Linked DNA regions of Homo sapiens: region 1 is linked to region 2. Evidence: read pairs that join two places in POLR2A ChIA-PET (ENCODE). Cell type or tissue: IMR-90. All regions are shown on one strand. Each heading gives the region's core, and the rest is flanking DNA. Links, peaks and the distances in the headings are about the cores only.

What was found. Peaks named below come from ENCODE experiments on the same cell type or tissue, not always from the same donor. Only the 100,000 strongest peaks of a DNase experiment are listed, where the experiment ranks them.
Region 1: POLR2A ChIA-PET joins it to region 2 with 10 read pairs; 11 of 35 experiments call an interaction of 5 or more read pairs at or near these places.

What each region holds. Positions count from the first base shown.
Region 1 is chr15:60,486,621-60,504,003 of GRCh38, forward strand. It overlaps RORA (RAR related orphan receptor A), which reads right to left. Exons shown (of 11, transcript NM_134261.3): 7 at 16,915-17,047; 8 at 16,140-16,247; 9 at 14,339-14,449; 10 at 13,272-13,384; 11 at 1,664-10,999. The coding sequence ends at 10,835. RORA-AS1 (RORA antisense RNA 1) reads left to right here. Exons shown (of 6, transcript NR_120342.1): 2 at 1,904-1,971. Among named protein-coding and RNA genes, the nearest start is that of RORA-AS1, 16 kb to the left of the region's middle. In IMR-90, for the core only: no CTCF peak of the experiment used is centred there; no DNase peak of the experiment used is centred there.
Region 2 is chr15:60,381,660-60,396,092 of GRCh38, forward strand. ANXA2 (annexin A2) reads right to left here. Exons shown (of 13, transcript NM_004039.3): 2 at 4,369-4,427; 3 at 683-782. The coding sequence starts at 4,416. It also overlaps the pseudogene RPL36AP44. Among named protein-coding and RNA genes, the nearest start is that of ANXA2, 9.1 kb to the right of the region's middle. RefSeq lists enhancers at 9,341-9,932, 11,080-12,279. In IMR-90, for the core only: a CTCF peak has its summit at 9,777; a DNase peak (open chromatin) is centred at 9,702; H3K4me3 peaks cover 203 bases; H3K27ac peaks cover 1,856 bases.

The DNA of each region.
Region 1 (17,383 bases), core at 4,442-12,441, 110 kb after region 2:
ATTACATTGAAAATAATTGATGATGAGGTTTTTGCACCATTAAAATGGTGTAATACTAAGCTGATGCTAAATTTATGGTTCACCCCTAAGTAATTTACTCAAAAGAAAGGGTGGGAGTGGGGCCATGACACTGCAGGTAGTCAGAGACTCTATTAAAAGTCTTTGGCAACATTTCTACAATTCAATTTTAATGACTTCTAAAGCAAAAATGACAATCTATGCATTCAGGATTTCTCTCCTTCTGCACTCAGGGAAGATAGGACTAATCAGTCATGGCACCCTTTTCCTATGAGACAGGAAGCAACTTCAGAATTCTCAGTTCTGCATTTCCAAGAGTGACTGTCAATCAGTGGGTGTTATCTCACAAGTTAATACCTTTTTCTTTGCCTTCTCTGATCAAAAGGGTTGCTTGATCCTTTTAAACATTATTTTCCCTGCAAAATGGCAGCAAATAATTTTTTTTTTTTTTTTGAGGCAGAGTCTTGCTCTGTCGCCAGGCTGGAGTGCAGTGGTGCGATCTTGGCTCACTGCAACCTCTGCCTCCCAGGTCCAAGCGATTCTCCTGTCTCAGCCTCCTGAGTAGCTGGGACTACAGGCACGTGCCACCAGCCTGGCTAAATTTTGTATTGTTAGTAGAGACAGGGTTTCACCATGTTGGTCAGGCTGGTCTCGAACTCCCGACCTCGTGATTTGCCCATCTTGGCCTCCCAAAGTGCTGGGATTACAGGTGTGAGCCACTGCACCCAGCCAATAATTTTTTAAAAAGTGCCTGGCCAATAATTTTTTAAAAAGTGCTACACTGGCCAGGCGCAGTGGCTCATGCCTGTAGTCCCAGCACTTTTGGAAAGACGAGGTGGGCGGATCATGAAGTCAGGCGTTTGAGACCAGTCTGACCAACATGGTGAAACCCCGTCTCTACTAAAAGTACAAAACTTAGCCGGGTGTGGTGGTGTGTGTCTGTATTCCCAGCTACTTGGGAGGCTGAGGCAGGAGAATCTCTTGGACCTGGGAGGCAGGGGTTGCAGTGAACCAAGATCGCACCACTGCACTCCAGCCTGGCGACAGGGCGAGACTCCATCTCCAAAAAAAAAAAAAAAAAAGCCAGGCACGGTGGCTCACACCTGTAATCCCAGCACTTTGGGAGGCCGAGGCTGGCGGATCACCTGAGGTCAGGAGTTCAAGACCAGCCTCAACATGGAGAAACCCCGTCTCTACTAAAAATACAAAATTAGCCGGGCGTGGTGGTGCATGTCTGTAATCCCAGCTACTCAGGAGGCTGAGGCAGGAGAATTGCTTGAACCTGGGAGGGGGAGGTTGCGGTGAGCCGAGATCTCCCGCCATTGCGCTCCAGCCTGGGCAACAAGAGCGAAACTCCGTCTCAAAAAAAAAAAAAAAAGGTGCTGTGGTATACACCGGTGCTTCTCACACTTTAATGTGCATACGGATCACCTGGGATCCTATAAAAAGGCAGATTGATTTAGTAGGTCTGGGTAGTGCTGGGATTATCCAGTTCCAACAAAGTCGCAGGAGATGCCGTGCTGCTAGTCTGGACCACACTTACCTACTCTCTCCTAGACCCTTCACTAGAGACAGGATGTAAGCTAGGAAACTATGTACAGTCCAATTCAATAACCAAGAAAAAAGAAGAAAAACAAGGCAAGTGTTCCATTAGAAGCTGAAGTTTTATTATAGGATAACAGTACATAAAGCACATCTAAAATTGATGTGTTCAATGCACTTTTAATAAAGGTAATGTAATATTAAAGGTACAGTTTCTAAGTACAATATAACAACATTCATATTAGAATGAAAATTGGAGTATTTAAAAGACAACATTAAATCTCTCTTTTTTGTACAGCTTGTATTTACAAAATGAATCAAAATATTTTTTTTTTAAATTCAGGACTCAATAAAATAAACAGCTGGAAATAAGCAGACTAGTGTAAGAGTGAATTGAAAAGAAAACCCAAGGTAAGTGAAAAGTTGGACGATCCTCTAATAAAGATCATTAGCAAAGTTTTAGTTCAATACTAGTTTTAGGATTCCCATAAATGGCTTGCATTTTTAGTGTGGCAGAAAAGGAGTTTTTACATACTGTACACAAAACAGACAGCATATATTTATAGGTACAGTATTACTGTTTCCAAACTTGCATGTATATTTACAGAAGGCTGAGTTTGTTTACTCAAACAGAAGTTTGTGAAATTTGTGTGCTTAATCCTCAAGACCTACACACAATTAGAATCAGCATTTCATGTGGTCTTTTTAAATGTGGCTTTAATACTTGGTTGTAGAGGAGAATGTTAACCGTAAGGCTTGGCTTACTTTGTAAATTTAACAAAACAACCCAGGAAAAACGTTTTAATTGGGGCACACTTGTTATCATTTAACAATTGTCAAATGCTGACATGTGCTAGCCATTGTGCAGACGCAAAAAGATACAATCTCTACCCTCAGGAAGCTTAGGATGCTAAATCGTGCTTTAAAAAAAAGGTTTCAATCTCTTTCCAAGAGAGGCAGTTAAGGAATGATGTGATTTATATTAAAAGAGATTTCTCCCTCAACTGTAGCCAATCCACTTTAAAAGGTTAACTACTAGCATTAGCTCTCATTAACCACACAATTGCATTTATAATTAAGGTAACAGCAACTCTTCCACAAAAATGGAAAATGTCTAGAATTGTGGATAAATATTGCAGTGCATGGAAGCCAATAATCATGGCTTGAGAATTTATCACCTTCAGTTACAAAAAGTGCAGTAAACAGAAACATTTGCTCTACATTTATAAATTGCTCAAAAATCTTTGCTAAAGATCTTACAAATTCAGTAATATTACAGAACAATTCTAATCAATATTTAATAAGGTTAACTACATCCTTAGTTAGATATTTGATAAACTTTGCTTTTCAATAATGCCAGTAGATCTTGGGAGAATGGGTAGAAAGGCTTAATTAAGCTACTTATTAAATAACTTTGAAAATGAAGGTCCTTCACTCAGTTCATGGAACTGGTTGAGGTCATACTGAAACAGAACATCCCATGTCGAATTTGCTTTATGGCCCATGTTATGGCAGAGGACGTCTCCATCCTTCTCATGACTCAGGTAGGAGGGGAAAGGTTTATTCTGCCATCAAGCCATCTAGGATATTTTATGTAAATGCCCATTATCTATAATAGGAGCTAAGAATACAACTGTGTTAGGTGCCAGTAATACAATTCCTTAATAAGAAAAAAAAGTATATTACTCCATTAAACAAGTTTCTTTAGGATCTTGAAGGCCTGGCAAATTATTTTTCAGCTTAGGAGATATGCTGTAAAGCCAAGTAGCAAACATAAAGTAAATGCTAATAAGTTTCCATATAGCCATATTTATAAACAAATTCACCCTATAGATGTCAAATATCCATACTAAGGAAGTAATTTTATCCTAATTAAATACACTCTAGAATAATTTATATAATGATATTATGTATTTAAAGAGAAAAGCATGTCCCAAATCCAGCACTCTGATACAGCTGCCAGTTGGGCATAGGTAGATATATATATATATGTATATATATACAAATATATAGTTATACTCAGTGAAATTAACAAGACCCAAAGGTGGTATTGTCTAGGAATAAAAGGGATAATTTTTGTTGTTCACAAAAGTAACTTGTCTAGCACCACACATCAGAAAAACACAAAAATAGCACACTCTAGTTCTAAACAGCTATGTCTAAAATAGATTATATAGTAAAACCGGTATTATACAGCATATTGTGGATTTGATAAACAGATAAATATTTGCACTGAGTAGGCTGTTTATAATATAACATTTTCTTATCTATACAGAATGAAAGCCAAAAAGTTAACTGTATAGAGATGTGCAGAACAACATTAAATATTATGACTCAAAAGCAGGGACAGGTAAATTTGAAAGAAGAGTAAGAGAGAAAATGTTTACAGGCCGTTACAAGTTCTTAAGTTAATAGTAAATAAGGAATCGATTGCTCAAGTTGAAGAAAGCAGTAAACAAGAGATTGCATTTACATGCAGATGTCTAAAATTTGTATTTTTTAAGTCTATGCACAAAAGTCATTTGTTTTATTGCTTGACATTCAGTTATGGCTAGATTATTTAACCTATTTTTTTTGTACTTTGGAAACAAGAATATTGTTAAAGGTGCCATAAAAATGGACAACACTGAAAACAGTTTGCAAATAAACCACCTAACACTGCAGTTCTTTATACATATTAAAAGCCTTGTCTGGGGTTTGTCATATGTTAAATATTATTTAAAGTGGGAAAATATGTTGTAGCTTGAAGCCTCCCATTGGCCCAAACATCCAATACAAAAACACATCTCCACAAAAGGAGCAGGCAGACAATACAGGTACATTTATAGAAGCAGCCAGCTAATGTCCTAATGTTTAAAAATTTACCACTGTTTAATATGAGATTTCAAACTGTGTGGATAACAGGAGAATTTTGGATTCAGGAAGATGTATACAGTACATATGGATTTTTTTTGTGAAATCATTTTCACTATATTGCTCAAGAATTATCTGCATTTACATATGCAATCTGTTCAGTGATAATCAAGTTCCTAGAAATAGTATTCATCCACATTAAAGTAATAATGATGAAAAAGGAATCACACATGAACACTGGAGAGAATTTAGTTGTTCTTAGAGAACAACATAATGGCATGTGCAACATGTCAAAGCTAATAGCAAGCTATCTTTCATTAGTTCTTAGAAGGATGAAAGTAAAAGAAGTGTGGTACTGCTAATGTGGCAAAGTACATTAAATGTAAACAGCAAACACAGATTTCCTAGGCATCTATTTAAAATATTCATATTCACTTTCTCAATATAAGACTCCATGTTATGTTGCATCACTGACAAAAGGTTGTTTCTATTTGGATTGAATATTCTGTCATTCATTTATAAATAAATGACTGAATGTATTTATTGCTCTAAGTTCTGAGGGTTTGGTTGAACATGGAGATCCCCCCCGCCCATCTAGGATGGCTACTTGGTGTGAAGTCAGGCTTCTGGATTCTTTTAAAAATTATTCTGAGAGCCTGACAACACTGATCTCACCTACACAAACAGACAGACAGACCCAGAAGTGAAACCAATTGCACTGTGGAGACATTGCTAGTCAGTCTTCTCATCTCTTAAAAATAAATAGCAATAGGAAGGTCTCTATAATACAATCTGATGGAACCTCTTTACTAACATTATGTTTAGGGATAGAATGAAGACCTGTATCATAGACTCTTACCAATAGATCAAGATTTACTGTTGCAATTGCGTTTCTGGGCACATTATTTGATCTATAATATAAAGTTGTTTTCATGGGGTTCTATATCATAACTTTATAAGAAGTGGCAATCACATGTTATGTAAAAATGTCAACGTGTGTGTGTATACACACATATACAAATACACATAGAGAGGAGAGATTTCTACCATTTTCCATATTCTTTATTATCAAAAACAACATGGTAAAGGTATCCTTTTCATCTTACAGACATGGGAAGTTTTCCCAGATTATGTTCCTCTATCATAGTAAGAAAATATATAAATCTTCTTGTGAATGTGTATCCCAAGGTGGAAGAATCAGAGCCAACAATTACATTGAACTTCTCTGACTTTATGGAAAGTAATATGTGGAATATGATAACAAAACGGTATTTCAAAAATATAACATGTAACACTAAATGTTGGCTCGAGTTGCTGCTGTCATACAGGCAGGTTTTGTTTTGTCTTTAAACATTAGCTCTTGTAATGCATCAGATATAAACTACACATGTAGAAGTAAGAATTGTTTTCCATGAAGGAATTTTTGGTTTGCTTCTAGAGGAGAACCCATGAAAACAATAGTTAATTGCTGGTATTTTAAAAACATATTTCATCTTTTACCTATATCACTGTACTGATAGGCAGGTCTCTCCTCTTATTACTGGATTTTAAAATTTTCATCCTTAATATGTAGAATTTGAAATAGTTTTTAACATATGATGCTATATATATATTTATCATGAATATTTTAATTATTAGAGAAATGGTAACTGGAATATGCAAGGACTATACTTTGAATGATGCTCTTTGCTGGTACATTATTAATTTATCTTTTGAACACACTGGCATAACTTTGCTTTGGAAGTTATTCAGTGTTTTGAAACACAAGACTGACGAGCACATCAAGTTCTAAACTCAACAAAATGAGACGAGAGTAAAGAGTTTACACACACGCAGTTCTATATAGTTCACTTGTGCCTTGGAGGGATAGTATTATTATCATTATTATTAATAATAAAAAACACAATTTGTCCCAGTAGTACTGGCCACCCTGTTTTAAGAGTTTTAGGAGATCCCTGAGCACATTGTTTCTGACTCTTAACCCCAACTCCAAAATGATAGGGCTTCTATCGTTGATACCAAGATGGATTGTCATTCACAGTAAGTCAATTATAAGGTGCTTATTTACCCTTGTTTTTCACCAGTCAGCACAAAGAACTGTCAGAAAATAACTTTTTATTATTATCTTAAAATAATAGCATTGGAAGGACATATGATTTAAACAATCAATGTTGGAAACAGTGGCTTTAGGATTATTATCTGGCTGCCCCTCAACAATAACAAGTGATTCGATCGACATTCCTTAGCCAAAAACAAAAGGCAAAACAAAAAAAACCAAAAAACAAAAAAACCCCAAAAAACTGTACAAATATGTATTTTTCCCTGAGGGATCAAGGTACACCCGCAAGTGCTCTATGTACATATTGCACTAGAGAGGAATGAAGAACATGTGCAAAAAAGCAACAATGAGAGAAGCTTACATACTACTTAAACCTTTTCATGAAAGATACTACTAGGTTGTTTTGCATTTTGGAATGTCGGAACACAACAACTAGCTATTCCTTAGTCTAAAACTAAAAACACACATTTCTACTATGGCACATTCAATGAAATAAAAAGTTTTCCAAAGACAGATAGACAAATTCCATCAAGAAAATAATACAAAGTTTGTTTGTTTGTATTTTTTTTTTTAGAAAATTACATTACTTTCTTTCTTTGTTTCACATTACAAAATCTTTTTTTCTTTACACAAATCACATTTTATTGCAGGAATATTTCAAGTGCCATCAAATATTTATAGAAGGGTTAAAAAAATAGAAGTCTCTCTAAAGTGGTCCAGACAAGGCTTTGTATAGAATAAATCTTTTTTTCCCCATCTTCTAGTTTTGATTTAAGTATTTTGAATACATTTTCTTTTCCATTGACACTTAGTAGCCTAGAAGCGGTCCGACGCACACACATCATACACATGCAAATCACACACACACACACACACACACACACACACACACACACTCCTTCCTCACCTGACCCTCAGCCCACCCCCATACGCTCACAGATAACTGGGTATCCACACTATAAAGAACAACCAAACTTAGAAGCAGTGTCTTAAGTCATGTTTTTCTTAAGTTAGAAAGGGTGAATTAGGATGCTGAAGACTTTAAAAAAAAATCCATAGCTTTAATACACGTTAAGATGCTGAACACTTTAAAAAAAATCCGTAGCTTTAACACAATTTGCAAACTGTCCAAAAAGCACTTTCATCTGTACTTTTGTTTGCATTGTGACCAAGGCCAGGTTTTTCACAATATAATAACCATTTGGACACCATTGGAACAGAAGGTATTCAGGCTTTGTACAAAAGCCTTATTTGCCTTATGTAAAAAAATTGTACAAAGGCATTGTAGCAGCGGGGCTGACAGTGATGTGGTTCCAATCCTTAAAAGACTATTGGAGACTGAAGTTTAGGAAACTTTAATTATAAAAACTATTAAGGATAATTGTTCTGATATCACCCAAGTATTTTATGTCATCACATAGGTGTTTTTGTAATAATGAAGAAAGGAAAATGCAAAGTTTTTCACATCCTTTTCTGAGCTCCATATTTTTTTTAAACTGAATTTATTGTTTAACATCAGATCCCAACTTAGATCCAAATAGTAGTCAGTTGTTTCCTTGTTTCATGGAGCATGTCTCTGTCTACAATTCCATCCTATTATGTCAATCAGTGGACTTGGCTCTTAAGCTCCACCGCTGCTTTTCTTTCAGAAACACCTGGGAAGAAGCATCATATTACCTATCTTGGTTTACCGTAAAAGCAATGTCACCATGGCATGACTATTACTGTGGTTAGAGCATGATTGTTTGTAGGTACATGCAGAATCCCTTCTGGGAAAAGGAATTTCTTTTTAAGTTCATCATTATGTTCTCTCTCACCCTTAGAGAAATTCAATTAGCTTTTATTATTTCACAAATCGACACTGGAATTAGGTTTAGTTGCTCTTTAATGCGCTAGCACCTGAGGCTGGTCATATTCAGAAAGCTTTGGTTAAAAAGAAGTTAATATACTTTAATAAAACCATCCCCAAATTTAGTGAATCTGAATGACAAAAAAACAAAACAAAACCAAAACCAAAAAACTAAAACACAAAACTCAAACAAAAACAAAACACCATTTCCCCCCAGAGGAGAAACAATAGAAAAAAAATGGATGAATAAATAACTGAACTAAGCTTGGTACTCTTTTCAGAGTATAAATACTACTGATCTTTAAAGGAACTATGCTTACTTAAATTAAAGATTTGATTTAACCCTTCTTGCCCCAATATAAATACTATATGCTGACAGTTAGCATCTCTCTATAAACACATAAAATTTTACATGCCTGTAAGAAATTTAAAGGAATATTACTCTTCTATTTATGGTTAAACTCTTACTATGTTTTTGGAAAAAAAGTTGGATGTTATTTAGGCTTCATACACACATCTGTGTGAATAATACCTTCCCCTTTTCCAAGTCCCTCAAGAAACAAGTCAGAAAAGTCAGTGGAGTTAGAAACAGAGTGAAGTGCTCTGGGAAGCCCATGCTGGTAACCTAGCATGACGTGAAGAGCTGCAATTCCTGTAGAAGATTCCGCAGGGACCCCAATGGCAGAGGAGACTATTTCTCAGACATAAAGGGCTGCATGGAAACTCCTACCTTAACACCCATCGGAGATGTTCCCTTTTCTGTACAAAATGGTCTTTGACCAGTAGTTTGAATCCCACCCCTAGTGCGACTAAAATCATCGTCTAAATGCCTACATTCCCAAAAGGTCACTTGTTTTTAAAATATGCACATCTGTTTATCAGACTATTCCTTTCCCCTTCCCCCACTAGGGATCATTAAAAAAAAAAAAACCATGAAATTAAACAAAAACAACTCAGTATTTCTCACCTGAACACACAAGCCAAATAATCTTCTAAATATTTAATAAAATAAATTACAGTCCACAGTTTCCTAGTGAAGATAAATACAAGAGTAAATGTTTGCAGCTAGCATCAACTTCACTTTAAAGGCTTAAAGTATTTAATATTTAAATAAGAGAAACTGGTTCAACATTGTATGCTTCCCTCACCCTCCTATCCATCGTTTTTCAAATATGGAGAGCAACATTCTTGAATTATAGCATCTATTGACAACAAATCTAGAATTAGTTCACTCTGAGATAAACTCATAGGGTTCCTAGATTATACCAAGAACATAAACATTCACAAAGTAAATACTTCATGTCCTCACATGGGGAGTGTGCATTTGCTCAGGATATAATCTTTGGGTCCTTCTTATAATAAAAGCTAGATTCCAATAAATATTCTGGTTGTTGATTTGTTCTCAAAGCATAAGAATTCCAAGTTGAGACCGAGTCCATATTTAACTACTGAATTGTGTAAAATGAGCTTCTCCTCCCCCTCGCCTCCATGAGGTGGCATTTTAAAAAGCTTTAAAAAAAAAAAATGAGCATGATGGTATATGTCCACCACGCCAATCAATCATTCAACTTTGTATGAAGCATAAACACATCTATCATTAAACTTACCAAAAAGCAAAGTATAATTTAGGGAGAGTTCCGTTTCTAATTCCAAATTCACATGTTAAAAAAAAAATCCAACGTGGTGATTTCTAGATATGACCAGCCAGTCTCTTAAAAATAATTTTGTAAACAGCAGCATAAATACCTCCCAACGTACCTTCCAAGCCTTCTCAGTTAAACTTGTGTTTCTGGTGCACATGCGACACGACAGTGAACACGCTAGCATTTAATTTAAAGAAAAAGGTGCAAAATGAAAGTGCCTTATCAATTCAACAGGAAAAGCTACACCAGTAACTACATTTTATATTACTTAAAACAATATATAAACAATATCTCTTTTAGCTATATATAGTCTTCATGCCCATTTACCCTGTAATATATTATAATGCTATTGTTGCTACTGCTATGGACCCTTTTCATGCCATCCTGCGGACTGGCAATAATCGGTGAAAAAATAAAAACTTCCTTCATGAAACAAAGAGCTAGTTGTGCAAAGTAATGCCGCAACCTCCGCTATGCACACCAGTCACCGATTATTGCTGGACTCTCTGTTGTTACTGACAGATTGGTGACTCTGTAGAAAGTCTGTGGGCAGTGAGCTACAAGAAAAGGAAATCCTCCGACTTTAGTACCCTCCTCCTGTTGTAAACAGAGGTCAATGATCAAGAAGTCAAGACAGAAAAAGGGTCCATATCTGTAGGCATAATGGAAATCATATGCATGAGAAAAACAAGTTCAACTTTTATTTGTTTTCATTGTTTCCCCTCCTTTGCCTGACCCCGATCACCAAAAGATGTGCAGTGTGTGGCGCTCCAGGTCTGTGCAGGGCCATATAAAGTGTCTCGGTTAATTTTTTTGTTTGTTTTTCATGTTTGTACTTCAGACATTCTAGAAGTGCTTAGGTGATAACATTTACCCATCAATTTGCATTGCTGGCTCAAATTCTGAAGTGAACAACTCCTTGTATAATGGAGGAAAATGAAGTCGCACAATGTCTGGGTATATTGCTTTAAATGCCATTAGCTTTTCTGTATGTCGTCCACATAAGGCTCTTAAGGTAGACACCTTGCATATTAACTGTAAGTGAAAGAAAGGACACACCGTCAGGCAAGAACAGGCATAAGCATCAAAGATCAGGGAACCTGAATGATCTTTATGACATTGTTTATAATGGTGAAACACACTTAAAGCAACTTAAACATCCAGTAGCAGAGGATTGGTAAAAATAAATGATGGCTGGGCGCGGTGGCTCATGCCTGTAATTCTAGCACTTTGGGAGGCCGAGGCGGTTGGATTGCCTGAGCTCAGGAGTTCAAGACCAGCCTGGGAAACACGGTGAAACCCTGTCTCTACCTAAAAAAAAAAAATTAGCTAGGCATGGCAGCGTGCGCCTGTAATCCCAGCTACTCGGGAGGCTGAGGCAGGAGAATTGCTAGAACCCGGGAGGTGGAAGTTTCAGTGAGCCGTGATCGTGCCACTGCACTCCAGCTTGGGTGACAGAGCAAGACTCTGTCTCTTAAAAAAAATAAATAAATAAATGATGATATAGTCATGTCATAGAATGCCAAGTATACATTAAATATGATTTTCAAGATGAATAATTCAATAACTAGAAAAGATGTTCATAAGCAAAAGTTGGCACAGCTTGTCAGCAGCAGACTCATACAGAACCCAAGGCTCTTGACTTCTTCTACTCCAAGATGCCTTCTGCTCTACTTCCTGGAATCCTGCCTTCTACCACTGTGCAAAAAGATGTCTAGTGATGGAGAAGCGGGTGAGGGGCAGTGGTGGGTGGGTAGTGAAGGCACTGCAACTGGAAGTGATGGCATCCTCTACACATTTTATCCAGAACTGGCACTAGTCAACTCCGATAACTACACGTTTCTTTTCGATAAGGAGTTTTGCCTGTAATAAAGCAATGCTGGGTCTGAGCAAAATAATAGAGTCAGAAGGCCTGGATGGAGGCCCTAGCATTGACCATTTACCAGCTGAGGGTAATGACACAATTTGCAAAATTACTTTTAGATTCCAAAGCACCTCACAAAGGCAAACTGCTTATTATTTTAACCCAGAATAACCTTCTCTAGGAAATGTTTTCACCAGATCTTGTCCACATGTTAAGTGCTGTTTATAATCAGAGATCCTAATGGTACTCTTGCATTTGGGCAAAGAGATGGAGAGTGAAGCTCCTGACAGGGCTCCTCCCTTCCACTTCCCATTCCTGCCCGTTTGCTCATTTAACAGGTGCAAAATCAAAAAGCAAAACAGCAATTAACCCCCAGTTACCCCTTTCTGGTCTAACATAGCTATAAAGGAGAAAAAAAAAAAAAACAAGCAAACAAATAAACAAGAAAACAAAACCAAAAACTTCTCACATCATCTCACACAATAAAATACATAAAATAAGAAAGAACAGGGCTGATTGTTCTAAGACCAAATACATACTACTAGCAATGGCACTGAAGGATATTAGCACATTTAAAAAATTGACATTATAATCATATTTATTGTGAAAGATAATGATTGGTAAAAATGAAACCTTATGCTTTGAATACAGAGTAGTGATGGGAAATTGACAAAAATGCAAAAGTCATTTACTGTTGATGACTAGTGAATTTAATGGAAGTAGAACTAATATTAGTATATATGGTCATCCTGATTAAGTCTTTTAGTCCTTTATAACTTCTTCCTAAATTCAAAGATTATAGGCTGGGCACAGTGGCTCACTCCTATAATCTCAGCTCTATGGGAGGTGGAGGAGGGAGGATTGCTTGAGGCCAGGAGTTCGAGACCAGCCTGGGCAACATAGCAAGATACCCATCTCTACAAAAAATAATTAATAAATTAGCCAAGTGTGGTAGCACATATACCTGTAGTCTTAGCTACTCAGGAGGCTGAGACAGGAGGATCTTTTGAGCCCAGAAGTTCAGGGTTGCATAGAGCTATGATTGTGCCACTTCACTCCAGCCTGGGAGACGGAGTGAGACCCTGTCTCTAAAAAATTAATAAATTCAAAGATTATTTTTACAGTTTATGTCAGTGCAGAATATTAACTCTGCTTTATGCCTAACTTTGATGGAAGAGAATTTCTAGAATGTAACTTTTTTTCCTACATTGCCTTATTGCTGCAGGACACTTTGTAATCAACGATAGTAAGTATAATTTAGACTGAATAATGAGCTGTGGCTCAACAGAATTTTTTTGAAATGGAAATTTATTTCTTTTTAGTAGCCTGTTGCCTTCTGATACTTTTGGGAATTGGTCATATGACTTACATGACCATATTGGCAGCATGATTTGTGCCAGGGGATAGTTCAGGCCATGCCAACTAGAAGCCTTTGGCACTCACCTTTGTTAGTATTCCATCTTCTCGGTGATTCTTCTGTAGGACGTGTTGAAGAGCTAGCTGAATTTTCTGTTGCAGTTTTTCAATTTTTACCTTTTCTTGCAGCCATGAGCGATCTAAGCATAAAAAAATGATATTCTTTAGCATTCCTCTGACATGGTGTCAGGATCCTTCTTCTCCGGATTCTTTTGATACGGATAATTATATCACAATGAATATTTAGAGACTCAGAGGCCAGTTTCACTCCTCTTTCAAAATTTCTCCTAATGGAGTGAAAAGTGATCCAAGGAAGTTATAAAACAGGGTGTTAAACCTTTCCATTTTTACCAATACTTAAAGGAAGGATCCTCCCCTTCCAAAGGATAAACAATTAAATATGAGGCCATACTCATATGAGTGCAAATGAAACCATCATGGCCCCTCGAGACGTTCTAATAATTATACTTTGGAATGAAATATTCATTATCGATCCTGCTAGCTTTTTTGAAAAATAGGAAAGTTTTCTTGTAATCTTTGTCAACTAAAATTGTCAATAGAATTCCAACTGACTTAAGGGTTGTTAATTTAGGATAAAGTCTTTATGTCTAAGTCTTCCAAATAGAAGGTAGTAACTTAGCAAAAGTGATTATCCCCAAACATGCACTACTGGTTGAAAACACAGATTAAATTCAGATAATCTAGTGGATGACATCTAAATGGATTTTAACAAAAAAATAGGATGTCTTAAAAATCTTGTTATCCTGGAGACTGGTGTTAAGACAGGCAACCCTATTCCACCACAGCATTTCTCTTGGTATCAGGAGGTTAATTCTGGACTGGATTTTGTTCAATTCTCATTTCTTTACATTTTGTCTGAAAGGCATGAGGTTTTCTCAAAAGAATATATGTTTGTGTTGGATGGGTGGAAAAGAGAGGGTGTTATTTGAAGACTTAAAATCCAATTTAATAAGGGTGGAGACCTCTCTTAGTAGCTCCCAAATATTTTATAGCTATTAAACGTATGGGCCTTGTAAAAATTCTTTATCTTAGACAATTCGAAAACCATTTTTATTTTTATTTGGTTGTCTTACCTGCTGACATCAGTACAAATGCAGAAAATAATGCAATTTCATCTTCAGTCAGGTGCATAGAACATAAACTCTTTCCAAATTCAAACACAAAGCTAATAAAGTCTTCACAACCTGCCAAAATGAAAACAAAGACAGTTTAGAATTTTGATTATTGTCTTAGGAGAAAAACCTAGGTCTTAGGTTTTCCTAAGGTTCTCCTAAGTCCAATAGAAGGTCTTAGGAGAAAAACATGGGGAAGGTGAAGAGAGATCTAGTGGTTGAAGATCAGAAGGAATAGTAGTAACATTTCTACAGTATAATAGTTTAAAATCTTAAAAGAAAAATCTGTTTAGTCATCACCACCACTTCCATCACATCACCATTGCCACTGTCATCCTCATTGAAAATAATGAGATTGAACTTTTGTTGTGTGACTACTGTGGCAAGTATTGCTCTAAGGTATTTCTTTGGGTTTCTTCTTATTTTAAAACAGCTCTATGAAGGAGGGATTATTATTATCCCAATTTTAGAGGTAAGGAAACTGAGACTTGGAGAGGAAAGTAATGCACCTAAGGTCACACAGGTAGAAAGTACAGCCTAAGAAGAAGCAAAGCTAGGCTGACTGATTTCAGAGCCTACACTTTTAACCTATAGAGTCTAATAGCCATATTCTAACTGATATGTTAAATTAACTCATTTTTGTTTTCAACTCTATTTCATCTGAAACATCCTTAAAAATGTTAACAAATGACATATTCTGGTGGTAAAACTATTATAACTATTTACCAACCTGAAAACACAGAATGTGAAAGTCCCCTAGAATAATAATCCGTTTTCCAAAAGACTGGTTAAGTTTGGTGTCTATTCCTTCAGATTTGCATATTTTACATATAAATGTATATATTTAAATGACAATGTGCTACATGACAGTTCATTATATATATCATCTGTCATATAACTTTTAAAAAAATCACTCATTTTAGATACTTATCCATTCTTCTTAATAACTATGTTCATTTTATTTAAATTATAGAAATCCAAAATTTATTATTAATTATTCTGAGACAGAGTCTCAATCTGTCACCCAGGCTGGGGTGCAGTGGCATGATCTCAGCTCAGTTAAACCTCCACCTCCCGGTTTCAAGTGATTCTCCTGCCTCAGCCTCCTGAGTAGCTGGGACTACAGGCGTGTGCCACCATGCCCAGCTAATTTTTGTATTTTTAGTAGAGATGGGCTTTGCCATGTTGGCCAGACTGGTCTCAAACTCCTGACCTCAGGTGATCCGCCTGCCTTGGCCTCCCAAAGTGCTGCTATTACAGGCATGAGTCACCGCACCTGGCCCCAAATTATTTATTATAAATTATATATCATGGTTTCACTTAACTGTAACTTTTATTTCTTTGATATCTGCATTTCAGTCTCATTAATGGTTACTGTTTGAGGGGGATGGAAGGGCAAAGCTTTTGCCCTTTGCTTAATTTTATGTATCAGCTCACATCCTAAAGGTCATCCGAATAATATATCACCAGCAAATCTGGTTTCTTAAAATCTGGAAGGGAACTGGAAGGACACGTCATATAAATCCCTTTGATTACCAACTAGATAAAATGAAACTCTACATCTTTACAAGTAATGTAGACAAAAAACTTTTGAGCTATATGACTTTTCTACAGTGACTAACTAGAAAGTAAAATAGGTATAAAACCCCTTAATTTTTGTTTCTAAATAAAGTTTTCATTTTGTCCAAGCAGAGCTTTCACTCAACCCGCATCTTTTCCTATAGCCCTGATTTGAAGAAAAGGCACCTTGATATCCCCTTACCTAAGGATTTGAAGACGTCGGGGCTGGCATACTTCCCATCAAAGTACACGGTGTTGTTCTGAGAGTCAAAGGCACGGCACATTCTGATAAACACCACCTCTAGAGAACCTAAGCAGAGGCAGAAATGGTTTGGGTCATTTGGGTCATCTGATGTTAGTGAGTTTGTTTCTAAGCTGCTCATGTAGAGACTCCTTCTGCAACAGCATGGTGGGTGTCGTGTGCAGTTTAGCTAGCGGGTTCTCAGTCACATCAGCTGTCTATCCAAAAGGGCAGAGTTTTCTATGTAATTAAAAGACTGTTGTGCTGAAGCTAAGCCCTGTTTAACTGAAGTGAGGGTTGATTTATAAATTACTTCCTTAGCACTCTTCTACCTCGCAATGCAGAGTCTCAGAGTTGCTAGGAAAGCATTTATTCATATGTACTAAAACCAAGAATCAAAAACAAGTATATCTTTCTGAGTTCTACTTTCTTCTTCCTAACATCATAAACTCGGAGGACTTGGAGTGTAGAAACAAAACACACGTGATGGGAAAATTTGGGAATGTAGGTGACCTTCAAATTAATCTTTTCACCCAGAAGAGAAGAAAAGTGGGGGGAATGTTTCCTGAATATATCTTAAAACCTTTGAAAAGAACTCCATTTCTGCTAAGAAAAACCTGAGCTATTATCATTGGAGAAAAACTGTTCCCGACACCTTCCTTACCAAGCATTTCTTTAATAAGCGGGTGAAAGCAGGTTAGGAAGAGATCTCAAAATTCACTTGCAAAGCACATACCTGCTTTTAGAAGCACAATTTGATCATTTTGACACAGTTCCATAAATCCATCAATGCGTTTGGCAAACTCCACCACATACTGTATAGCTTCTGTAATTTTGATGGCACACAATTGCCACATCACCTCCCGCTGCTGTTAAAGAGGGAAACACATTAACATCCTCCAGGAAGATGTTAGCTTTTGTAGCAGAAGCTGCAGAGTTATGAAAGCAAAGCATGCCACTGCTTTAGCCCTGGGCCACGAAGAGTGGCAAAGTGGGATCTTATTTTATTTTATTTTATTTTTGAGATGGAGTCTCGCTCTGTCACCCAGGCTGGAGTGCAGTGGAACAATCTCAGCTCACTGCAACCTCTGCCTCCTGGGTTCAAGTGATTGTCCTGCCTCAGCCTCCTGAGTAGCTGGGATTAGAGGCACCTGCCACCACACCCAGCTAATTTCTGTATGTTTAATAGAGACAGAGTTTCACCA
Region 2 (14,433 bases), core at 2,867-10,866:
CTAATTCCAGCTCCAGGCCTAAGGAGCAGCAGAACTTACCGGGGTTTAAAAAAAACAAAAAAAGTCTGAATTTTTCACTCTCTAGATCAATCTAAGAGCAATGCAGTAAGATTTTCCCAGCAAATGTAATTAAATTAAAGGGGACTTGGAACAAAAAATGCCCTTAGGGACCACTATGACCAACTTCTTCCTTGCAGAAGAGGGACTGAAGCCTCAAAGTGAAGAGCTGCACCCAAAAGCATACCCCTAGGACCAGATCCGGCTCCCAGACTGATTCCTTTTAACCATTACTTGGTTAAAATACTATCTCATGCTGTACATCTCTCCAAAGAGAAGAAACGGGGGGTGGGGGAGGAAAGAATGGAAGGGAGGGAGGAAAGGAAAGAAGGGAGGGGAGGGAGGGAGGGAGGGAGGAAGGAAGGAAGAGCAGGAAGAAGGGAGAAAGAGAAAGAGGGAGAGAAGGAAGAAAGGGAGAAGGGAGGGAAGGAGAAAAGGAAAAAGAAAGAAAGGAAGGAGGGAAGGAAGGAAAGGAGGCATGGGTTGAGCTAGGTCTGGATCTACTCCATTAAAGCTCGATGACAATTTCAAATCGCCAACGTATGGCGATTTGAGGGAGAATAAAGAGACAACCAAAAATGTCTCAGTAAGACCCTGACAAGAAGAGGACAAATGTATCACCTACCTTTGGTCTTGATGGCTGTTTCAATGTTCAAAGCATCCCGCTCAGCATCAAAGTTAGTATAGGCTTTGACAGACCCATATGCACTTGGGGGTGTAGAGTGCTGAGGTTAAAAGATAAACATACTCAAATGACACACATTTAAAATCCTCTTGTTGAAATAACAATGCCTAATATGTTTTCCTATTGTTTCTTTTAACAATTCAGATCATTCTCATACTAGGTAACTAGGTAGGTATTAACACACCATCACACTTCACGCAAGCAATTTCATTTTTTCTAATAAGAATTCTTCAAAGGCTCAGCTAGTTTAGAATATGCTGTCTCAATTTCAACTTCTCATCTTACTTTTAGTGAGAGATCAAAAGTAGACAATGCAAAGCTGGAGACCTGAAGCCAGCATTTACTCAGGATGGCTCTGAAGACCATTAAACTGGGCTGGCAACAATTCGAAATAAGCTGAAAATGTGGAAATGCCTCAAGGACAAGGGTGTTTAGCTAAGTTTCTGCTACAGGTACATGAATTTCTACTGGGCCAGTGTTGCTGAGCTTACAATTCAGATAAATGAGGGAAGCAGCTTCTCCCACCTCTTTACTTTGGTCACCACTGTGGCACCAAGGTGGTCTGGCCAGACGGCCCACATCCTCCTTGTGTTTCCCCCCCTCTCCTCTGTATCCTTCCCTCTGCCTTTATTAATACCATCCCTTGTGCCTACCACCCTCCACTCTTCCTAAGATTTCTTATTGCCTTCTAAACCATACCCTCTTCCTTTCCCAATGCTTTTCTTTTCTTTTCTTTCTTTTCTTAGGTAGGGTCTCACTCTGTTGCCCATGCTGGAATGCAATGGTGTGATCATGGCTCAGTGCAGCCTCAACCTCCTGGGCTCAGATGATCCTCCCACATCAGCCTCCTGAGTATCTGGGATTACAGGCACCTGCCACCACACCGGGCTAATTTTTTCATATTTTTTGTAGAGACAGGATTTCGCCGTGTTGCCCAGGCTGCTCTTGAACTCCTGGGCTCTAGTGATCCTCCCATCTTGGCCTCCCAAAGTGCTGGGATTACAGGCGTGGTGGCTCACGCCCAGCCTTTCAGTGCTTTTCAAAGCTCATTATCCTTCCTGATCTGACAGATGGGAATCTCCCATTCCAGATTGAGGTAAGGACAATGGAGTGCTTCTACGTCAGTTCTCCTTTCAAGGTATTAACTTCCCTCCTTCTTTGAAATGCTCTTATAGTTTTCCCTCTCCCTGCTACCCAGTCCCAAAGCTAAGGGCAGACAAAGAGGATGTACATTGTGGTTGTGGTTGGCTGATGGCTGGTGGAGGCAGCATCACTGCCCATCCTCATCATCAAGGCTCCCATCCTGCAACCCACCCCAACCCCCCCAGCACATAATGCCCGTATAATGTGATGACTTGGCCTTGGCGCAGTTTCTGTGAAGAGTGAAAAGGCCAAGATCCGTGAGTTACTTCTCCACCCACAGGCATCACATTATAAACCACCCAGCACCCACGCCATTCCATTTTATTAGCACTGAGACTGTATAGGTGAGCATCTAAGATGCCTTCCTATATCTAGATGACTCCCAGGAGAGGCCAGAAATCTAAGTTCAGCATTTGACAAATGTTTCCAAACGCACTTGTGAGGACTATCTTGGCCAAATATTAAATCCAGTTCATATTTATAACCTGACATGCAATGCATTATCAAAGTATGTTCCATCTAATTTCACCACTTAAACTTTCCAGTAAGATGAACTTGATGACATGGAGCACACATTCAGGAAAAAGGCAAAGTGCTATTTTGAAATACTCAGTGTGTTTGCTATGGTAGCTATAAAATGTGGATGAAATCTAAGGAAAAACATTTTCCCATTTATTAAGAGTGCCATCGGTTATTTACAAGGCAGGCAGTCCAGGCATTGAGCCATATCATGTATGACTGCATTTACCAGGAGATATGTCGTCTTGTTCCAAAAACAACAGTGAGGGGGAAAAGTTTTGTGTCATTTTATAGTGTCTCTGGAAATGAAATTAAATCGAGAATTGAACCTATTACCTATAAAATCCACTTGTCTGAAATGAAATTAGTGAGACAAAGTTATCTTTTCTTTCCTTAAAATAATGGGGAACATGTGACATTTTCTATTTCTGCCCCACCTCTCCACACATAAGAAATATACTAGAGTAACTTCAGAGGCTACACAAAAAGCCCTCTTATAAAACCTGATAGCAAATACAATCTAAGTCCATTAGAGAAACAAATTATTTAGCACCTGAATTTGTCTGACTTCAACATGCAGTTTGTATTGTTCCCAAAAACAGCATGCACACGTTTCAAGAAGAAAAAAGATTTTAAAAAAACTCTATAGGCTTTATACTCCATACAACCTGTGCTTTCACAGGCTCCATTAATTTGAACATTTTGATGGCAAGTACCATGAACAATACAGAGGGTCTTGCACCATGTGACCCAAGTCACTGTCAACCCTCTGTTGAGTGATTCATTGCATTTTAATTTCAATCAAAGAATATTTTGAAAGATCTGTCGGATATGGCTACAAACCAGTATCAGTGCTGAGTCTGCGTAAAAGCCATTTCTGCCAGGATGACCTGGAAGATGTATAGTACCATTAGCTATTTTACATATTCATAATTTATATTCCACTTGATTCTAAAAGTATTTGAAATAATTTTAACTTCACATATAGCTTAAATTTTTTATTTGTAAAAAAAAGAAACAAATGCAACAGAATTTCTAGGTTCACATATTTCCTATGAAAGAAAATTCAGTTTAGTTCTAAATTCCCTAATAGCCACAGAAAAAAAGGAAACAGATGAATTACAATAATTTCATTATATTCTTGGTTTTTTAAAAGAAATATCCTAGCTTTTTTAGAGAAAATATTTTCCAGGTGTGAAATTTTTTAAAGTATAGGTCCTCGAGCCAGGCATGGTGGCTCCCACCTGTAATCCCAGCACTTTGGGAGGCCAAGGCAGGCAGATCACGAAGTCAAGAGATCAAAACCATCCTGGCCAACATGGTGAAACCCAGTCTCAACTAAAAATACAAAAATTAGCTGGGTGTAGTGGTGCACACCTGTAGTCCCAGCTACTGGGGAGGCTGAGGCAGGAGAATTGCTTGAACCCAGGAGGTGGAGGTTGCAGTGAGCCGAGATCACGCCACTGCACTCCAGCCTGGCAACAGAGTGAGACTCCATCTCAAAAAATGAATAAATTAATAAATAAAATAAAAGTATAAGTCTTCATCTGGAATAACTTCCTGGACACTGTAAGAAATCCAAAAGATGCAGAATTAGTTTTGATATGGCTGTGGCTTATGCCAACCAGTAATAAAATCCCAGGACATGACATTAAAAGTCATGTACCATCATAACAGTTATTACCAATGACATGCTAAGTATGGCAGAATAAAATTCCAGCCATTCCAGTGTCACTAATTCTGTCCAATTTTAATGTGAGGCCAAGAAAAGTTTCCAGTGCCATGATATTTCCTTCAAATTGAACTACTAGGAACAGCTGAAGTATTAAGAAAGAGGAGAACCAAATGATGACTGTCTGAATTGTCCCCATCTTCCTTAGATGTACAAGGATAGAGAGTAATATGGTTATCCAGAGAGATGTCCAACTTGCAAAAATTATATAAAGTGAAAGTGATATACTTACATCACCCTCCAAGCTGAGCTTGCACAGGATTTCGTGAACAGTAGACATTTTGAAGGAAGCTGGAAAAAAAGTACAACAAAAAGTCTTTATGAAGAGGCTCTCCTTTACTCTGAAGCACAGCGATTCATTATGCTAATTTCTACTCCTTGGACCATTTCATCTGACGATATTGGAGTAGTTTTTGCAAACAGATGCAATTCCCATCTTACGACTGTAAAAACTAAACCTCAGAGATGGTCTGCCTTGGGTTGGGATGGACTACTAAACTAGCCAGTCTTTCTCTTCCTCTGTGTAAACAGAACCTGGGGAGACTGATGTGTGAATGCAAAAACAAAATGTTCCCCATGGCTAATGCAACCTGTTCAGACAGGATAAAACTGAGTCTTCTACTTCTCATAAAAGGTGATGGGCTTGCCGAACCAGCCACTACTTCTGTATTTCTCACAAGTAATTAAACATATTGAGAAGGACCTGAAAGCTACGATGTGAATCGAAATTAGTAGCATTTTCATGTTGCCCTAATTCTTAATTGGAATCTTTATTATTACCCATAATTACTTTCTTAGTCCAATGATACTTGGAAGATATTAAAGTATTTATGAGAAAGACGATGGACAGATTTTCTGACCTTAACTCATTCCATAAAGGACTGAATCTGTTGTATTTAAGATTTGAAATGGTTGAAATGAAGTCATCTTCCAGTTAATATACTTAATGGGGCAGCAAAACAATAGCCTGATGAATTGGCTTTCCACCTTTGCAATCATACAGTTCTCGGAATTGATACACCCAATCCCTGCCAATAAGGAGTGCTCAATTGGTGGTAAATTTATCTCAACAGAGACAAGACAGGTCATCAACATAATCACCCCAAGAATAAAGAAAACAGAGTAGAGCTGCGTCCTGAAATAGACAGGAACGACATTTAAATTGCAGTGACTCCTGCTTTGGTCTCTTTTTGCTTAATATTCTTTGATCAAGGAAACTGCACACATGCAAATACAGCTTTCTATTCTCTTCACTTTGTTTAGTCTAAATATTTTCATAAAACTGGTTTGGCGAGAGTATGTGACATAGATATTTGCTAACTTATAGGAACATTTTGGACTAAGCAGATCCCAGGCCTGGTGTGGGAAGAAAGTGGGGAAATGTAAGAGGAGAGGATTCGCCTTTAGTTGTGGTGAAGGATGTATTTTTGCAAGATTCTCATCCTGGGCTCTCCCCCAGACCACTACTCTCTTCTTGATGCTCACAGAAGCTTTTTATGCACAGCGAAAAGTCAGTCAAAGACCTTCCACTTCCCCCACACTCACAACTCTCAGACAGCCTCCCCACCCCAATTTGTCCCACCGTTGGGGTATAATTCTGGTTTGTAAAAAGTATTGCTCTAGAAATAAACTGTGGTACATTCAGACATGGAATATTATTCAGCACTGAAAAGAAATGAGCCATCAAGCCATGAAAAGACACAGAGGAACCTAAATTGCACATTGCTGAGTGAAAGAAGCCAACTGAAAAGGTAATACAGTGTATAGTTCCAACTTCATACCATTCTGGAAAAGGCAAAATTATGGGGACAGCAAAAAGATCAGGGATTCAGGGGAGGGGATTATTAAGGCAATGAAATGATTCTATCTGATATTGTAATGGTGGATGCATCTATGTACAACACCAACAGTGAATGCTAATGTAAACGATGGACTTTGAGTGGTAACGATGTGTCAATGTAGGTTCATCAGTTCTAACAAATGTACCACCCTGATACGGGATGTTGACAGTGGAAGCTATGCGTATGTGGGAACAGGGGAACATGGGCATTCTTTGTATTTTCTATTCAACTTTGCCATGAACCTAAAACTTTCCTAAAAATGAAGACAATCGGCCGGGTGCGGTGGCTCACACCTGTAATCCCAGCACTGTGGGAGGCCGAGGCAGGCAGATCACGAGGTCAGGAGATAGAGACCAGCCTGGCCAACATGGTGAAACCCCATCTCTACTAAAAATACAAAAATTAGCTGGGCGTGGGGGCGGGCGCCTGTAATCCCAACTACTCGGGAGGCTGAGACAGGAGAATAGCTTGAAACCAGAAGGCAGAGGTAGCAGTGAGCCAAGATCACACCACTGCACTCCAGCCTGGGCAACAAGAGCAAAACTCCGTCTCAAAAAAAAAAAAAGACAATTTAGAATAGTCTTGCTCTGTAGCAGAACCGTCCAATACAGTAGCCACCAGCCTCATGTGGCTACAAAGCATCTGAAATGTGGTCAGTTCAAACTGAGATGTGCTATAAGTGTAAAGGACATTCTGAATTTTGAAGACATAGTATGAAAAAATTATATAAAATTTCTCATTTATAATTTCTTTCTTGGTAAAGGCAGGGTCTTGCTATGTTGCCCAGGCTGGTCTCGAACTCCTAGCCTCAAGTGATCCAAGCACTGAGATTACGGGCATAAACCACTGTGTCCAGCCCAATAATTTATATATTGATCATATATTACAATTACAACTATGATATGTTGAATATATCTTATTTCCATTTAATTTCCTTTTTCCTTTTTCCATTTTTTTTCCTTTTTTTTTTAATGTTTCAGTAGAGACAAGGTCCCACTGTGTTGCCCAGGCTGGTCTTGAATTCCTGGGCTCAAGCAATCCCTCCGCCTTAGCCTACCAAAGCACTGAGATTACAGGGGTTAGCCACCACACCTAGACCTTTTTTTTTTTTTTTTTTGTCTGAGACAGGGTTTCTCTCTCTGTTACCCAGGCTGGAGTGCAGTGGTGCAATCATAGCTCACTGCAGCCTTGATCTCCAGGACTCAAGAGATCCTCCTGCCTCAGCCTCCCAAGTAGCTGGGACTACAGGCGTGTGCCACTACACCTGGCTTTTTTTTTTCCAGTAGAGATAATGTCGCGTTACCTTGCCCAGGCTGACAGTCTTCTTGACAGAGCAAGAAATCTCTAACTTCAACATGGACCAAGAAACATTCTAGAGGGTCTCATCAGTATCCCTCAGCCCGAGAATTACCGAAGCAGAGGTGAAACTCCTAGGATGGACATCAAACCACCCAAGCCCTGGCCTTAACTATCACCCCTGGACTCAGTCAGAACTGGACCAGGTCTGCAGCAGGGGATAAACTGTTGTCATCTGCTGTGCAGAATTCTAGTCTCTACCATAAACAGGCAAGAAATAAAAAATGCCAAACGTAAAACAAAAGCAAAACCAGGGAACTAGCAAGTCAGAGTTGCAAACAGAGTTGTTTCCACTTAGAGAGTATAGATTAAATTCCACTTGTTTATGAAATCAGACACCTCACATTGGTTCCGATGTTTAGAAAATCTCAACTAGAGGCACGGTAACTTTTCATTGTGTTGTTCTTTCAAGTTGTCTTTCCAGCTCTGAGCTTTGTAGACTGCTGCCTACCCGTGTCCCACATGGGACTCCCCAGTACTGTGCAGATCAAAGACAATCTGATAGGCTTCTTTACACTCTCCATTCATGTTAATTCTTCTCCCACAGCCACAACACCTTGAGGAGACTGTTAAAAGCCCCACAAATCTTCCTTTCGGTTTCACCATTCATAACTGTGCTGCTCTTTCATCAAATCAGTCCTGCATGCCACCACCAACTAAATCTCCCCATTTAATCTTGTCAAAATCATTTGACATCATTCAAAATCAGTCCTCCAGCAGAGCCCAGCCTTCAAAGATGAGCATCAGAATCCTGTAAACAGTAAACAGTTCCCTCTGTTTACTCCTCAGCTACAGTTGACTAGGGCCAAAATGTGACTTGCCTCTCCGCACTCACCACTACTTCAGTATCTGCTCCAACAGGGTCACCACGACCCCTACTCTACAGAACTCTATCTTGCCTTTCACTGCCAGGGCACTTTTTGATACCACTTCATTCATCCATTCGGCAGAATGTTTTAAGTGCCCTACACGTGCCAAGTATTCAAATGGTGAATGCATAGGTACAATTCAAAGCAGTAGAAAGTATATGGTTGACCTCATCTTCCCTACATAGTCCCAGTCCCCCTACAGATTTCAGATTATCTTTACATAATGCAGGTGCTAAATCAACTTGAAAACAATGAGTTGCTATTTTGCATAACATTTATACTATGTATAACCATTTTGCAGAAAAAAAAAACAAAACACAAACATCACAATAACCACAAAGTCACACTTACCACAAAGCAGTATCTATGAAATTTGACATTATCCCATGCAGGTGCCTTTTGTATCCATATAAATATTTCCTACTTCATGTGAGTTTAATGGCAAACATTTTCACCCTAGAAATAAAATATGGCCACTTTCCTCCCATGCCGATAGCATTCCGGAAAACATGGTGAACATTCCTAAAACCCACTGGGCTTTCTGTAAGAAGTGTGGCAAGCACCAACCCCACAAAACGGCACAATACCAGGACTCCCTGTATGCCCAGGGAAAGCGGCGTTATGACAAGAAGCAGAGTGACTATGGTGGGTAGACTAAGGCAATTTTCTGGAAAACGGGTAAAATTACAAAGGAGGTTGTGCTGAGGCTTGAGTGTGCTGACCCCATCTGCAGATCTAAGAAAATGCTGGCTGTTAAGACATGCAAACATTTTCAACTGGGAGGAGATAACAAAAGAAAGGGCCAAGTGATCCAGTTCTAAGCATCATCTTTTGTTTTATTATGAGGACAATAAAATCTTGAGGTTATGTCCAAAAAACAAAACAAAATAAAAAGAAATAAAATACAGTGCTTGCTTCTTCACTCCATCAAATCCCCTAGCAATGCAAAGTCATTTTGCATATGATCTATTATTCGCTGGAAGGAACAGTTGGCTTTGCGATTCACTGTTTGTTAAAACATTAGTTTAATATAGCATATTTGACTAATGAGAATGTGTCAGTGTGCTGCTATCCTTGAAAGCAGGAAAAGGAAGTCTTGGCAGTGCTACTGTAGGTTACAAACACTGGTAATACGCAAGGAATTAATCAACGAACCCATACCAAGCATACGCTGAGCCTGCACTATATTAAAGGATACAAAAGACACTTATAAAACTGTGAAATGCAGACTTCCACCCTGCAGGACCTTTGAGCTCTCTTCCCTTCGTGCCTCTGTGACACACTGAGAGTCTAGTCCAGGGTCACCCAGTGAATTAAGTAGCTGAGGCAGGGCCAAAACCCAGATCCCCAGACTCCTGGGCCAATGCCCTTTCAACCTCACCACAATGGTTCTTTATTCCAAGTGATTAAGACACAGAGAGAAAGATCACAGCCATCAGAGCGGGATTAGTTAAGGGCTTAACAGGGAGGTGCTGTCTGCCTAGGCTGAGAAGGGTGAATCACCATGGGAGGTTCCAGCCAAGAAGCAAGGGGGAAGGCCTGGGGAGAGGGGAAGAGGAATAATGCCCCAGGGTGGCAGAAGAACAAGACTACAGGCTGGAAAATGAGCCACGTCCAGTGGGGTGCCCTGTGGGGAACCTAAAATATAAGTCTCTGAATGGTGCAAAGTTAAGCTTGCCTATGGAAATACTGGGGAACCTATGAGCCAAAATGATTGGGACTCAGTACTCATATTTATCTATTCACCAAAACATTTGCTCTGGAGGCAGAATTTTCTTACTGAAAACAACTACTCTGACTTCAGTGTACTTACTGTTTTGAATGAAAATAAAAAATAAAGCCTACATGCTGTATGAGACAATTTCACCTCTACTCACTCCTCATCACCGTATAAAACTCATAAATCCATTAAAAACAGAACCACTACTCCTTTTCTGGCAGACTTCTCTAAAGAACATGAAAATGGCAGTTTGCACCACTCTTTCCAACACTTCAACCTCACCCAGCTTGCCGACTGGTTTCAACTCTCCAACAAGAAAAAAAAAAAAAAATCAGCAAATTCAATCTGTTGATGAGTACATCTACATACACATCAGTGCCGTGCCTTCCATTCCCAGGGAGGGCAGGGTCACTAGACAACATCATTAAAATGACCCTTTATCAGAGAACGTTTTTCTGTTTAAGGAAATAAACTAGAGGTACAGGGAGACTCACTGATAAGAGCCATACCCACCTCAAACTGGTTTAAAATCATTCACTACTTGGGTAGGAAAACAGGTCACTTGGCCCCACCCTAATGAAAAGAACAGTTTCTTCTGCCTTGAAAAGGCTGATAAATGAGACTGTGAATGCCTGGCTAAAAAAGCTCACAGTGCAAGGCTGATCATTAATGAAATCAGTGCAGTTATTGAGAAACAAGTCATTTACATTTAACATAAGGACTATATTATTTAGGTTGGTGCAAAAATAACTGCCATTACTTTTAATGGCAAAAACCACAATTAACTTTTGTACCAACCTAATAATTTAAGGGTTTGTCCTTATTAAAAAAAAAAAAACTCTATAGATTTTATTGTATTCTATTGCTTCACTACGAAAGTGCAGTTACAAACAAAAAAAGGACAAGTGAAGCAGTTTTAACTTTACTCCCAAAAAGAAGAGTAAAAGTTTACAAAAAGGTTAAAACAAACAAACAAAAGAAAACTTAAAAGTCAACACTTCAAATAGTAAAAACACATTCTACTGAACTAAATTAAGAACCAGTTCCAAAAAGCCCAAATGTTAATCTGAACAAACAAAAACATACTGCAACAGGGCTGGTCTGCACAGGCAAATCTGAGTCTAATCCAGAAGTTTTGTGGACACACCCACTTCACAGTTTAAACGTGGAGTGTTGATGCGTTACCGCAAAACAGATTCTTAGCAACCATGGTGAATCAATCAGGGACTGGTGATTCAAATGAAGATTTTAAAGCAAAAATGGGTAGAGGTGGGAGTGTGGAGAGTTGGGTTCTCCATCAAAGCTCTTACTGTACACAGTCCTGGACACACAGTCTACAGGCCACACTGGAATTTTAAACTAAAAAAAAAAAAAAAAAAAAATGTACTGGGTGAGGAGAGGGGTTCCCACTGTACTCCATCCTCCACCCACCTACTGCATCTTTATTTATCAGAACCTTTTTGAAAGCAGATATTCTTCTCCTTGGTTTTATGGTCTTGATTAATGACTGAGTCACAGGGCCAACTCATTCCCCAGAATTCCTGGAATTCGGCCCAGTGACCTCGATCAAACTGAGCAGGAGGGACACACAGCACTTGCTCCAGCTTGTCTCTTCTGTGGCCTGATCTGAATCAATATTTGTTTGCTCCCTACTGACTTGTTGCAGCTTCATGCTCTCACAGCCTCTCTCTGCTGGTATCCTGATCTGGGGTTGGAGTGGGTGGAAAGAGACCGGCAGGAAGAATGATGTCACTTGGCATGAAGCACTTTCAGGGTTGGGAAATCCAGGCCTTCAAGTCTGCAACTCAATTTCAGTGTTTTATGGCCCACATATTGTATTTTCAACAGGGCCTGGCCGCCTACAGAAAAAAGTCTAATGTCAGCATTCAAGACCTTCCACACTGTGGACTTACCTACCTTTCCTTAAATATCTTCTATACACACACACATGCATACACGCATCCTGCACAGAAGAGTTAACTGGACTGTTAACTCTTCTCCAAACACGCTCAGCACTTTCTAAGTTCCCTCCACCAGGAACCTCAATCTTAATTAGCTGACATCTGAATGAGTCTTTAGGATACAGGAAATCATAAATGCCGCCTTTCTCACACACCCCTCCTTGCCCTGTGCTTCTGCAGCTTTTTGTGTGTCTGTGCAACATTAGAGTTACATGTGTAAAGTCTGTCTTCCGTATTATCCGCCCACAGGGTTTCCAACTTAACTCCCTCCTGTTTCCTCATAGGTCTGAGCACAGTGCCTGGCACACGATAGGCATTCAATTTCATCTTGGGATGGTTTACACACACTGGGTCTTTCTATATTAGAAAGTCTTTTTTTCTTCTTTTCCAACACACTCTCCTTCCTCAATTTTCTCTCTCCCTCAGACTGGACATTTCGAATGCAGTTCCAGTTCCGTGCATTCAGAGTTGGAGGCTTAAATCACCAACTTCTGCAAATCTTAGCAAAGCCCAGCAGGTCGCTTCAGGGCAGCCTCTTATCAACATATAGCCATGCCCCCCACCTCTGTGCTGTCAGGGATACTTGGACCCTAGCTCTGTCCATAGGACCACATGGGAACGTAACCTACAACTCCTAGCAAGAAGGCAGCAAAGAGGCAGGATGTACGAGTGGCCTTAGGACTCTGATTTCCTCTGAGCTGTGAGTGTATAGCCTGGGTGTGGCAGGGAGACAAAGGACATGGACAAAGGGCTCCATAACACAGTCACTCCCTAGAATAAGAAATTTCTACACCACACCTGGGGTAAAACTCAGGCCACTTGGGTGCTACCGACCTGTCCAGTTGAGCTCAGCTGGATTAAAAGCTTCAGGGTGGGCCAGGCATAGTGGCTCACGCCTGTAATCCCAGCAGTTTGGGAAGCCGAGACAGGCGGATCACTTGAGCTCAACAGTTCCAGACCAGCCTGGCCAACATGATGAAACCCTGTCTCTACTAAAAATACAAAGATTAGCCCGGCATGGTGGTAGGCACCTGTAATCCCAGCTACTCGGGAGGGTGAGGCTGGAGAATCACTTGAACCTGGGAGGCGGAGGCTACAGTGAGGAGAGATCGTGCGACTACACTCCAGGCTGGGTGACAGAGCCAGGCTCCATCTCAAAAGAAAAAAAAAAGAAAAAAAAAAACAGCTTCAGGGTGTACCCTAGAAGGGAGATTTGGAAGTCATCTGGTAGAACCACCCAGAAGGACAAATATGGGCATCTCCTGACCCCTACTGCTGACCTGTCCCTGGAGAAAGTAGATGAGGACTGCCTCTGGCAACAGCAGAAGAAAAAAGATACCAGGCAGTGAATGGGTGGAAAGAATTTTTTTGAAGGACTGGAATTTCCTCTGGTGTGGCCTACAACTAGAATAGGGTGTGGCACCAGGGCAAGTGAAGAGGATTCTCATGTGAAAAAAAAGAGGAACATTCCATTTCTATTTAATTCTCACAATTGAATCTGGAAGGCAGCTTAAGACACCATAATTTTAAGCAAAACTTCCCCGAGGTAGGTAAAATGTGAAGTTTAGGTCTGTGGAACAGCTGGATTAAAGGGGAAATGAACTCCCACCAAGTTTAGAAACTAGTATTAATTTGGGAAAATATAAAGTTTAAAATCCAACAATTCACTTATTTTGTCTCTTTTCCTTCTCTCTCCGCCAGATTTAAGGTCTAAAGAGCAGGGATTTTATTTTTGGCGGGGGTCTGTTTTGTTCACTGCTGTATCCCTAGTGCTCATAACTATGAGTGGAACACAGTAGGTAATTAATATTTTGTGGAATAAATGGTTGTTTAAAGCAGCCCACTAGAGCCTGAGACTCCTTTTGTGACAATCCCGCTCTCCTTTAATGAAAAATGTCTCCGCAGGCTCCAGGCTCTGCACAAGCGAAGGGTGAGAACAAAGGCTCCAGACAATGCATTAGTGCCAGATTCTAGGCCCAGTGGTGTAGGAAGAGCCTACAGCCCTCAAAATCAATAGCAATTATAGAAGCACATCTACTTTGCCAGGAAAACTACTTAAATCAGAAATTAGCCAGGAAACTAACGGCCATGACTGCGAGCCTAATGTCAATCAATACCATAGTTTAATAGCTCAAAGACACAAGATGCTAAATATTGAGACTCCAGTGCAAGACTGAGCTCCTAATCAAAGTCAGTGAGTCAGCAATATTTCCTGGGCATTTACCACAGGCAGTCTAGTTGGCACTGCGGGAAATTACAAAATCTAAACGGTCTCCAAATCACAAACCTCCAATTGTAAAAATGCACATACATGTCACATCCTTCCACTGCAGATGCAAGGGACATTTTTGGACAAACCCTTGACCTTTAGATAATCGACAGACTTGGAAGAAGGGAAGAAATTACTAAGCAGGACTGTGTTAACACTCCTGGCCCTTGCCCATCAAGGGCACCTCTGCTGCCCCAGTCTTACCAAAAATCTTCCTTAATATTGCCTGAATATTGCTGCTTTACATTCTATAAATTATAGATCTGTTTAGGTGAACGAGG